Linked DNA regions of Homo sapiens: region 2 is linked to region 1. The links are chromatin contacts, found by Hi-C in ENCODE. All regions are on one chromosome and are shown on one strand. Each heading gives the region's core, a stretch centred on a gene start or an enhancer-like site at or near the end of the contact. The rest is flanking DNA. Distances are from core to core; before and after follow the strand shown.

Region 1 (5,868 bases), core at 2,050-4,549:
GGCCATGTCGGGGGAGCCTGAGCTCATTGAGCTGCGGGAGCTGGCACCCGCTGGGCGCGCTGGGAAGGGCCGCACCCGGCTGGAGCGTGCCAACGCGCTGCGCATCGCGCGGGGCACCGCGTGCAACCCCACACGGCAGCTGGTCCCTGGCCGTGGCCACCGCTTCCAGCCCGCGGGGCCCGCCACGCACACGTGGTGCGACCTCTGTGGCGACTTCATCTGGGGCGTCGTGCGCAAAGGCCTGCAGTGCGCGCGTGAGTAGTGGCCCCGCGCGCCTACGAGAGCGGAAGGGGCAGCCAAGGGGCAGCGCAGTCGCCGCGGGTCAAGTCGCGGCAGAGGGGGTCGGCGGGGACAGCTCCCGAGGACTAGGTCCGTTACTTTCGCCCCATCGCTGAAGAGTGCGCGAAAATGGTTTATCCCTTGTCGCACTCCACTCGTATCTGGGCCACAGATGAGCAGAGGTGGCTGCTTATATGTAAAAATACGCTGATTTTAAGTTTCTTATCTTTAAAATGCCTTGGCCCTTCTTGAGAAAGGGTTTGTGCCTACTGTCCTCGGAGTCCATCTTCCCAGGCTTGCCTCTTCTCAAACACTCATGACCCCCTCCAGAACCTTTAGGGTGAAGGGAAATTACCACCTATGGGAGGGAGCCTGGAAAAATTTAGAACCTTTGGTGGGCCCCCTGCAAGCAGGAGTTTTGTTGAGTCTTTATTTAGCAAACACCCTTTTCTGACCCAGTGAATCAGATGCTAAAATATGCACGCAGCCACACACCCAGCAGTCCTTCTGCACCCCTGGGAATCGCCAGCAAGCAAAGGTTGCTCTCCCCTGGGTAGACACCAGCTGGAATCACCAGGGGTGCTTTTACAGTCCTCCCCGCTAGCCTGGATCCCACCGCAGACCTGTTGAATCAACTGCTGGGAGTGGACCCTAGGCATCAGTAAATTTTAAAAACTCCCCAAATTATTGTAACATGGAGTCTGGGTTGAGCATCACTGCTCTGGCCTATTTAGGAACTTGTGGATGGATAGTGTCCCAGGTCTGTGTGTGCATGGAGACCCTCTCATCCGGTACAAGAGGACATCACAAATTCAGCTGGGGGGAGCACAAAGTTGTGACAGAATGCAAAGAATGAACAAGGGGCCGAGCGCGGTGGCTCATGCCTGTAATCCCAGCACTTCGGAAGGCGGAGGCGGGTGGATCACCTGAGGTCAGGAGTTCAAGACCAGCCTGGCCAACATGGTGAAACCTCATGTCTACTAAAAAATAAAAAAAAATGAGCCAGGCGTAGTGGCGGGTGCCTGTAATCCCAGCTACTCGGGAGGCTGAGGTGGGAGAATTGCTTGAACACAGGAGGCGGAGGTTGCAGTGAGCCGAGATCGTGCCACTGCCCTCCAGCCTTGGCGACAGAGTGAGACTCTGTCTCAAAAAAAAAAAAAAAAAAAAAAAGAACAAGGCTGGGACATTGCAGCGTTCTCAAAGAGAAATAAAGTAGCCATGGAGATAAGAAGCAGGATGATTTGGGCATGTTTATCAGAGGTAGAGACAAGGGAGAAATCAAAGATAAGTTTGGGCTTTTGTCTCCAGTAACTGGGAGCCTAGTGGCCATTTTTGCTGCAAAGAGGAAGCTGGGCAAGTGTAGCAGTGAGGCTGAAGAAAAGGGAATTAAATTTTGGCCATGTTCACTTGAAACGTCTTTTAGACATCCTAGTGAAGGTACTGGCACGGAGGATCTAGTCTGAGGGTTTAGGTCAGTGTTTCAGCCGTGGATCTGGGGCAGATGAATGTAGACAGACCAGGCCAGTGATCAGGACTGAGCCCAGACTTCATCGTGAGATATGGAAGTTGAGTCAGAATCTGCAAAGGAGCTGAGCAGGAGCTGCAGGGGGTAGGAGGAAAACTGGGAGAGTGTAGCCCCTGGGAGTCAAAGGGAGCAAGCTTCAAATGATGCTGAGGGGGTGAGAATGGAGAATGGAACACTGGATTCCATTTGGTAGTACACAGATCGCTGAGGACCCTGTCCCGGGCAGTTTCCTGGAGGAAGAGGCAAGCCTGGCTGGAGTGGGTAGAGGGGAGAGTGAAGGCGAAGGATTAGAGTGTATAGAGACCAGTGTCTTGGTCTGAGGGGAGTAGAGACAGGTGACAACCACAGGGCAGACGTAGGTTAAAGGTGTTTAGTTTTTCCTTCAAGTAAATGGGCAGATGTATTCCATATACGTTCCCAGTGAAGGGCCGGGTGCGGTGGCTCAAGCCTGTAGTCCCAGCACTTTGGAAGGCCGAGGCGGGTGGATCACCTGAGATCAGGAGTTTGAGACCAGCCTGGCTAACATGGTGAAACCCCGTCTCTACTAAAAATACAAAAATTAGCTGGGCATGGTGGCGGGCGCCTGTAATCCTAGGTACTCAGGAGGCTGAGGCAGAAGAATCGCTTGAACCCAGGAGGCGGAGGTTGCGGTGAGCCGAAATCGCGCCATTGCACTCCAGCCTGGGTGACAAAAGCAAGACGCAGTTTTTTGTTGTTGTTTTTTTAATTGCCAATGAGGAAAGGGGAAGTTCTGTGCTAGGCGATAGAGATCCAACTGTTGAGCAGGCCTCTCTGCCTGTGGCCTTCCGGCCGGTTTCCAGACGCCCAGGTGGCCAACATTAGAGTCCGCGTAGCAGTGTGAGGTAACCCACTGAGATAGGTCGGGCCTGCGGAGCCTGGCGAGCAGCGGCCCTCTCCCTGGGGCTTCCCTTCAATCTCCGGGACATTTCCCCGACCTGGAGCTCCTCCGCCTCACCGCCAGGCCTCTCTGCAGATTGCAAGTTCACCTGCCACTACCGCTGCCGCGCGCTCGTCTGCCTGGACTGTTGCGGGCCCCGGGACCTGGGCTGGGAACCCGCGGTGGAGCGGGACACGAACGTGGTGAGCGCGGGGCCGAGGGCGTATGGGAAGGGCGAGGATGGGCAGGCCACAGTGCAGGCATTCTCGAGGGCTGCCTGGGTGCCGCGCGCAAGGAGCGTTCTAATTGCCGATTTCCCGGCGGCACAGAGAGGCTAATTCTGCGCGGGGGCTGGGAGGGGAGCCTGGATTGCCGGCTCCGCAAGTACTCCACCCGCTGCAAGCGGACCCGGGCCCAGGCTGACCCAGGCTCCGCGCACGCGCACTTCCCGCACCTTCCCGCCCTCGCCTCCGGCCAGAGGCCACTCTTGTGCGCTTGCCCGGACGCTGGCACCCGCCCCCGTTCCCTGTGGTAGGTGGGGTCTGTGAGTGGAGCTCCGGAGCGATGAGGTCATTCCTGGGGGCGAAGCGTGCGTGTCCCCGCCCCGGCGTTCCTGCCCCAATGAGACAAGAGCTAGATCCCGGCGATCTACGTTTCAGTCTTAACGGTTGCGGCGCGGCTCTGGCCCGGGCGCACGCGCACACTGACACGCGTACACGCACGCACGCGACCGGGGCGGTGGTTGGCGGCTACGGACGCGCAGGACTGGGGGACGGGCGGGTACGGCTATGGGCGAGGCGGAGGCGCCTTCTTTCGAAATGACCTGGAGCAGCACGACGAGCAGTGGCTACTGCAGCCAAGAGGACTCGGACTCGGAGCTCGAGCAGTACTTCACCGCGCGAACCTCGCTAGCTCGCAGGCCGCGCCGGGACCAGGTGGGAGCCAGGGGGTGCCGGCGGGCGGGAGGGGAAGCGGTCGCTGGAGCTCCGCCCTCCCCGGTCCGTTGCCGCGTCCTGGGTCGGTGGGCAGCCCCACCCTCCTGGCTACGTGGCTCCCCGCGGGTCCTGGCCGGGGACCTGCCCGCGGAACCGTGCGTAAGACCCCGATTCCACCGCCTAGATGCTGGGTGCCGGGGCCCCCTTGGTTTCTGTCACAGACAGGTTGAACACGGAAAAAGCAGCTGTATGGCTTGTGGTAGACCTGAGCCGGGCATTATCCAGCTATGACTAAAGCCGACCGAGCAGTTTGGACTAGCACCTCGATTTCCGCGTTCGAATGCTCCTGCTCCCTCCTTGGGGAGACTAGGGGAGGATGTGGAGAGGGAAGAGTCCTCGCCAGGAATTGAGAAGTATGTTTAGGAAAACTTGAGAGGCAGAGAGAGATCCTGCTCCTCCATCTGCACTCCTGTATGGAGCCAGCTGAGCCCTCACCTCTTCCCTGTTCTGGCCTGTCACCAGCTGCTGGAATGTGGAAGATTCTGTTCCCTTCCTCTAGGGTGGATCTGGAGAAAGATTTGGGAATAGATAGGAAAGAAGTCTTGTTTTGGACCATAAGCATTCAGGAGCACTTTACCCACAGGAAGGGGGAAAGCTAGATTATAAAATGCCTAAAGAGGTGGAAAAAGAGATCCAGGTTACTAACCCAGGACTGTAAGGTGTCTCGGAACCTCCTAGGTATCCCCATTATCGGAGAACTGTGTGCCAGATGCCATTGGTGTGACCACCAGGCTCAGAGAACCAGGCCTAGGCACCAGGAAAAAGAAACAGGGACTGTGAAGCTCAGTATGCCTGGCAGAAATGGGGCGGAAATCCTTATTTAAGTAAAGAAAGTGGAGTTGTGAGTGATGCTTCAGATAAAATTTTACAAAATTCCTTACAAAATGGGTGGTGCTCAGCACGCCAAAATCTTAGCCCAGAGCTTGGGTGCAAGGGTTGAGTTGAGTGTAGACCCCTGGGCTTGTCTTCATGTCAGTCAGTCCTGAGCCATTTTCCACTGTGGAAAGGTGGGAAAACCACAAGACACTAACCAATTGAAAAGGAGGGCTAGCCACGGAGGTGCACACCTGTAATCCCAGCTACTTGGGAGGGTGAGGCAGAAGGATCACTTGAACCTGGGAGGCAGAGGTTGCAGTGAGCCAAGATCGTGCCACTGCACTCCAGCCTGAGTGACAGAGTGAGACTCTGTCTCAAAAATAGAAAAGGAAGCCAAGTACGGTGGCTCACACCTCTAATGCCAATGCTTTGGGAGGCCAAGGCAGGTGGATCATTTGCAATCAGGAATTCGAGGTCAGCCTGGCCAACATGGTGAAACCCTATCTCTACTAAACATACAAAAATTAGCCGGGCATGGTGGTGTGTGACTGTAGTCCCAGCTACTTGGGAGACTGAATCACTTCAACCGGGAGGCAAAGGTTGCAGTGAGCCAAGATCGTGCCACTGCACTCCAACCTGGGTGACAGGGTGAGGCTCTGTCTCAAAAAAAAGAAAGAAGGCTGGGCTTGGTGACTCATGCCTGTAATCTCAGCATTTTGGGAGGCCAAGGCAGGCAGATCACTTGAGGCCAAGAGTTCGAGACCTGCCAGGCCAACATAGCAAAACCCCGTCTGTACTGAAAATACAAAAAAATTATCTGGCCATGGTGGTGTGTGCCTGTAATCCCAGCTACTGGGGAGGCTGAGGCAGGAGTATCACTTGAACCCAGAAGACAGAGGTTGCAGTGAGTCGAGACTGGGCCACTGCATTCCAGCCTGGATGAGAGAGCAAGACTCTGTCTCAAAAAAAAAAAAAAAAAAAAAGAAAGAATAGGAGGCTGAGAAGTCCCAAGTTATATGTTAAAAAAAAAGAAAAAAACATCAGTTTTAGGCCAGGTGCAGTGGCTCACACCTTTAATCCCAGCACTTTGGAAAGCCGAGGTGGGTGGATCATGAGGTCAGGAGTTCAAGACCAGCCTGGCCAAAATGGTGAAACCCCGTCTCGACTAAAAATACAAAAAATTAGCCAGTTGTGGTGGCAGGCACCTGTAATCCCAGCTACTTGGGAGGCTGAAGCAGAGAATTGCTTGAACCCAGGAGGCAGAGATTGCAATGAGCCAAGATCGCACCACTGCACTCCAGCCTGGAAAACAGAGCGAGACTCTGTCTCAAAAAAAAAACCATCAGTTTTTATGG
Region 2 (5,675 bases), core at 1,047-3,546, 2.1 Mb before region 1:
GGTCCACACCACCTCCCCCTCCCATCTCAAGCCCTATTTCCTGCCTCAGCGATTTCAGCCTCTCTCTGTTGTCTTGTCACAGCTCTTTCCTCTGCGTCTAATGCTTCCTCTGCTCTTTGGGACTCTGTTCCATGACTTCCCAAACAGGTTTAGAGCTGGAAAGGGGCCTAGAGAATGAGACTGGCCCAGTGGTTCCAAGAGATAACTATAATCCCACGGGACCCTCCATGATCTCGTGGTCCCCGTGTTCTGCCCCTTTGGCCCTGACAGAGCTGAAATGCTGCCTGCTGGCTTGCCCTGTGAAGGCCCTGAGAAGTCCTGTGATGATCTCTTGCTAATGTGCATGCCTACTATGTGCTATGTGCTTTTCCAAAACATTTGGTTCTCTCTTTTTTTTTTTCCCATGGAGCAGCTAACATCTCATGTTTCTAACATTTTGAAGAACACACTTTGGAAAAATGTTGATTAGGTTAATTCCCTCCCTTAACATGTGAGCTTGATTAATTAGTAATTGCCTTCCCAGCTTGTAGGCTCTGGAAGCCCCAGCCTCCTGATGAATAGCCATATCTTGGTTTCCTATGACCCTCGCCAGAGTAGACTCTGCTACCCCGGGACAGGGCTGCCAAGCGGCCAATCTGCTGCCCTTTGGGCCTGGACTGTGCTCTGTTCCCGGCTCTCGTGCTCCCATAACCAGCCTATTTCTGGCCCCTCCTGTGTCTGTCATGGTCCTCTGTGGAGGGCTAGCATTCACCCCTAGTCTGTGGCTGTCCTTCCATCCAACAGACTCGTTTCTAAGAAGGTGAGGGGCAGGAAGGAGTCAGAATAAGAGAGGAAAACAGCAGTTTCCACTTTCTCAAATGACTCCTGGGCTTTTCTTTCATTGGCTAAGCTTGGGGTCAGGTCCTAGACAGCCCTAGAATCCCCTGCTTGGAGGAATGGTCAGGTAGCAGCCCCCAAGAACCTGGTGTACCTCCAGCCAGCCTGTCCTCTTTGTGGGCTGGCAGGGGGTCCAGCTGCAGCTCCAGCCAGTTGGGCCCCAGAAGACTGGCTCACATGCCTCTGGAAATCCAGCAAACAGAGGCACCTCTGGCCAACCACATCTTAGAGCTAGGGGGTAGTTGCTCAGAAATAGCCCAATTTCCATCCCAGTTAAGGTCCCATCCCAGCCTCACCTAAGTCTTGGATTGCAGTGGGTTCTACAAGAATAAAGTTCAACACACACCAGGAACAAATTCCCAGGGTCTTCTAAGACTCTAAACTCGGAAAGAGGGACAGTGGGTAGGGCTAGGTTTGGACACAATATCTGATAAGGTTGCCAGGCACGATGGCTCACACCTGCAATGCCATCACTTTCAGAGGCCGAGGCAGGTGGATCACCTGAGGTCAGGAGTTCGAGACCAGCCTGGCCAACATGGTGAAACCCCTTCTCTACTAAAAATACAAAAATTAGCTGGTGGCACACACCTGTAATCCCAGCTACTCAGGAGACTGAGGCACGAGAATCATTTGAACCCGGGAGGTAGAGGTTACAGCGAGCTGAGATCACGCCACTGTACTCCAACCTGGGCAACAGAGCAAGACTCTGTCTCAATAAATAAATAAATAGATAAAAATCTGATAAGGTGCCTGGGAATTGTTGGGCCGCACCCTGGCTCTCCTTCCGTACTCAGCCATCCCTCGGATGTACAGGAGACGAGGCAAGGCAGCTGTGGCCCTGTGCCCGTTCCCACTGCCCAGTCCCTGGCCACCTTTGCTGGGGGTACCACTACTGGGCCCCTCTCCCTTAGAGACTGCATCCTAATGAAGCCTTTCACTTTCCTTGCTGGACTTCCATTAAGGAAACTCCTGGTTCCTCATGAAGCCTTTAAAAAAATTACTCTCCACTGAGGATGAGGGCTGCTGCAAAGTCTCCAGGGAGGCGGTGTAAGGGATATGGGGCTGTCTTTGGGCCAGGCCTCCAGCAGCTAGCTAATAGCCTGCACGCAGGGACACTGCTGATGGGAGGACTCAGCTGACCAGTCTTGACCTCTTTACCCCGGAGAGTATGATGACCAGAGTACCCCCTAATCCACCCAAAAGGGCCTGTTTCACTGCTGTGAGGAATGACCAGGGCAAAGGGACAGTTGCAGACTGATAGGATTCCAAAGTGACTCAACAGAGGCCTGGAACAGAGTCCAGGTGTCTACCACCAAATAGAGGGGACTGGACTCTGGACACATGAAGCCCAGATTGATGGAGGGCGAGCGGGCTCTGCTCTCACAGATGAAGGCATGGGGAATGACGTGGCACACCAGCCACTTGCTCTGTGGACATGATCTCATCTGTTCACCCCCCCACTCCTGCCCCCAACTGATAAGAATCTGGTGATGTTTCCTGTAGTCCAAGGGTCTCAGACAATGGTGTGAACGGCTGGCCCTACTGGAAAGGACATTGTTCAGGGAAGAAAAAACAACACACCAGCACAAAGCCAGGGCAGGACCTGCTGAAATGTAAGGGCCTGTTTACAAACCCATGATTTCTAAGGGGAAGAACACAATGGAGAATTGTTTTGGCGAGGCTGGTGTCTCCTCCAGTAGGCTCCTGGGGGCTGGGGATGGCTTTGATGGTCCAGACAGGTCTCAGATGCTCTGAAAAGGATGGATACTAATGGCGCGGATGCCTTCCTGTTTATTAGGGGTGTGTGCAGGGCAGGGTCAAGAAGCCAGTTTACACCAAAGACAAGGGGAAGGGGCTCCTGGGGCTTACCCCTTCCATCTGGACCTCATGCTGTCATGTTGCTCAGGGATCCCAGGGTTAGAGCAGGTTTGCTAGGGAGAAGTGAGGGCAAGGGTTTTTTGTTTTGGGAAAAAAATCAGTTCTTCAGTTTTTCTGTCATTTTTTGGAAAAATGTACAAGCCATGACACCTTTGCAAATAGCCAGCTCCTTTGGAATGGAGCTCCCTGGCTTAGTCACTAGGGAGACTTCTCACACCTGGGGGCCCCCATGATGCTGTGACTGGGAGCACATGGGAAACTGATGCTGTCTCCCTGGGGTCAGGGCCAGTGGAGGTGCTGCTTCTCATAGCATCCTCCCACCCTGCCCATAGAGGCTAGAGCCTTTGAGCCACCGTTTGAGCCACCACCCAGAGGTCCTGATGGCAGTGAGTGTGCATTCGTGTGGACAGGTACCTGTGCATGTGTGCATGTGGGAGGAGGGTGGGGCAGAAAAGGAATAGAACCATATCACACATTCCCCCTTGGGACTGGCAGTCGCCATTTTTGGTGGAGGAGAGGGCATCTGGATGCCTCTCAATGAGTAATTGGGAGATATTTTTGGTGGGTTAGGAGAGCCACTTTGGGTCTGGAGAGACTATGAAGGCAGTCTTGTCTAAGGATTTGACCTGTGACGGGGAGCTTTCAAACTCATCTCTAACCCCAACAGGAACGTGCCTCATGAATAAACTCGAACAGATGTGTTTAGAACAATTGAGGCGCAATAAGTCTTATGTAATCCCAAAACAGAAGCAAGATTTTCATAAGCCTTTCCCAGCCTTCCAGGTCTGAGGGTTTATAATCTTCATCGACATGCTAACAGTGCCCTCTGGTGTTTGGCAGCAAAACACAGGCTTATGAATACAGGGTATGGAGCATCCATCAGTTCTGTAGACATTAAACTGCCTCTGAACGTGGAGTCCTGGGCCAGGCATCATGAGGGGAAGAAAGGTTAATAAGACAGACAGGTCCCTGGAGCTTCTGATCTAGCAGGAAAGACAGACCCATAACTGTAGGACAGACAGAGAATGACATGGGCTATAACAGGGGGTACAAACAGAGACAGTAAGAGTGCCTAGAGATGAAGAAGTAGCCCTTAGGCTGTGTTTAACAGGCTGAAGATGGATGCCAGGACTCTCCAGGCTGAGCACCCCAGGCCCGGGCCCAGTGTTCTGAGGCAGCCAGAGAAGAAGGCCTGTGGGTGGGATGTCCTGGGAGATGCAGCTATGGAAGGCCCTGTTTGTAGAAGGTCTTGAATGCCAATCTCAGCAGGGCCATCCTGAGCAAAGAGTTAGCACATGTTTTATGGTAACTGGCAGAAGGGAAAAGGGTGGATGTGTCAGAGAAGCAAGTGGACACAGGAAACCATGCAGACTTTTGCTGCCCATCCTATGAGGCATCAAGGTCTGAGCTGAGCACTGACAATGGGAAGGAGAGGAAGGCAAACATTTGAAAAACAGTCGAACTGACAACAAAGAGGTTGGCTGAACAGAGAGGGAAGCTGAAGGAAAATCTGAGGTTTCTGGCCTTAGTTTACGGTTCCCGTAAAGGTAATGATTAGAGGAAGGGGAGCAGGTGCTTTGGGAAAGTTTTATTTAACATCTATTTCTACTATCCCTAAGTGAACTGATTTGTCCCAGCTCCTAAGTTATGAAACAGTAATTAATTCTAATAAGACACATCAGTTATGAAAATAGGTATTAAAAATTTTAAACATGTGTTTGTCATGAAACAGGCATTTAAAAGAAGATGAGCTTGGGGCATCTTGCAGTGTCAGAAAGTAAAAAAGTGCTCAAAAACAAAACAAAACAAAACCAGACACACAGTGATGGGGATGTGTGAAAAGGACACATGAACACCCAGTGGCCAAAGCAATTTGAGCAACAAAATAAAGTATTATTACATTGTAACCCAAAGTCCAGGAGTCCATACTAAATGATTGAATAGGCTGTGCATGGTGGCTCACGCCTGTAATCCCAGCATTTTGGGGGGCCGAGGTGGGTGGATCACCTGAAGTCAGGAGTTCGAGACCAGCCTGACCAACCTGGTGAACCCCTTCTCTACTAAAAATACAAAATGCCAGGCATGGTGGCGCATGCCTGTAATCCCAGCTACTTGGGAGGCTGAGGCAGGAGAATCACTTGAAACCGGGAGGCAGAGGTTGCAGTGAGCTAAGATCGCACCACTGCACTCCAGCCTGGGCAACAAGAGCGAAACTCCGTCTCAAAAAAAAAAAAAAAAAAAGATTGGCTAAATAAATAAGCAGGAGAGAATAAAATAGGTAAATCTCCCATGCAGAACCATTCCAAATAATTTATGTAGATACTCCATCCTCAAGGAGGAGTTGCATAAAAACCTCTACTTAACTGTGGGCTCCACATAGTGACTTCCCTTTGGAAGGTACAGTATGAAAAGAGGAAAAGCCTGGGTGCGGTGGCTCACACCTGTAACCCCAGCACTTTGGTAGGCTGAGGTGGGTGGATCTCGAGGTCAGGAGTTCGAGACCAGCCTGGCCAACATGGTGAAACCCCATCTCTACTAAAAAAAAATTAGCTGGTGTGGTGGTGCACACCTGTAATCCCAGCTACTTAGGAGGCTGAGGCAGGAGAATTGCTTGAACCCGGGAGGCGGAGGTTGCAGTGAGCCAAGATTGTACCACTGCATTCCCACCTGGGCAACAGAGTACAACTCCATCTAAAAAAAAAAAAAAAAGAAAAAGAAAGAAAAGAAAAGGGGGAAAAAGGGTAACTTTACAGTGGAGAAATCTGACAAAACCTACCTCAGCCAAATGATCAAAGTCAACCTCAACAGTGACAGGTCATGCTGATACTATGTAACTTTGATATGATGTGATGAAAATGGCACTTCTCCTGTGTCTTCCTCCAAAACCCATAACCCCAGTCTAATCATGAGAAAAACATCAG

What was found. Hi-C counts contacts between places; a loop is a spot of excess contacts on that map.
Region 2: a loop to region 1 is called in a map of heart right ventricle, with 6 times the contacts of the local background. The contact joins the enhancer-like site here to the promoter of RASSF1-AS1 in region 1. A Hi-C loop is called at or near these places in 1 of 168 maps with a recorded cell type or tissue (heart right ventricle).

What each region holds. Positions count from the first base shown.
Region 1 is chr3:50,334,942-50,340,809 of GRCh38, reverse strand. RASSF1-AS1 (RASSF1 antisense RNA 1) reads right to left here and starts at 3,299. Exons shown (of 1, transcript NR_109831.1): 1 at 2,510-3,299. RASSF1 (Ras association domain family member 1) reads left to right here. Exons shown (of 6, transcript NM_007182.5): 1 at 1-254; 2 at 2,799-2,905. The coding sequence starts at 5. RefSeq lists enhancers at 1-45, 46-869, 2,436-2,525, 2,606-2,865, 2,693-3,264 and silencers at 1-234, 3,336-3,515, 3,586-3,895.
Region 2 is chr3:52,426,619-52,432,293 of GRCh38, reverse strand. No RefSeq gene overlaps it. Among named protein-coding and RNA genes, the nearest start is that of SEMA3G, 16 kb to the left of the region's middle. RefSeq lists a silencer at 2,161-2,321 and enhancers at 3,501-3,600, 1,179-4,328. Within about 2 kb of position 2,296, at least 4 of the 41 ENCODE cell types and tissues checked have a DNase peak (open chromatin) inside an H3K27ac peak, as active enhancers do; they include heart right ventricle, where a contact is called at or near this core.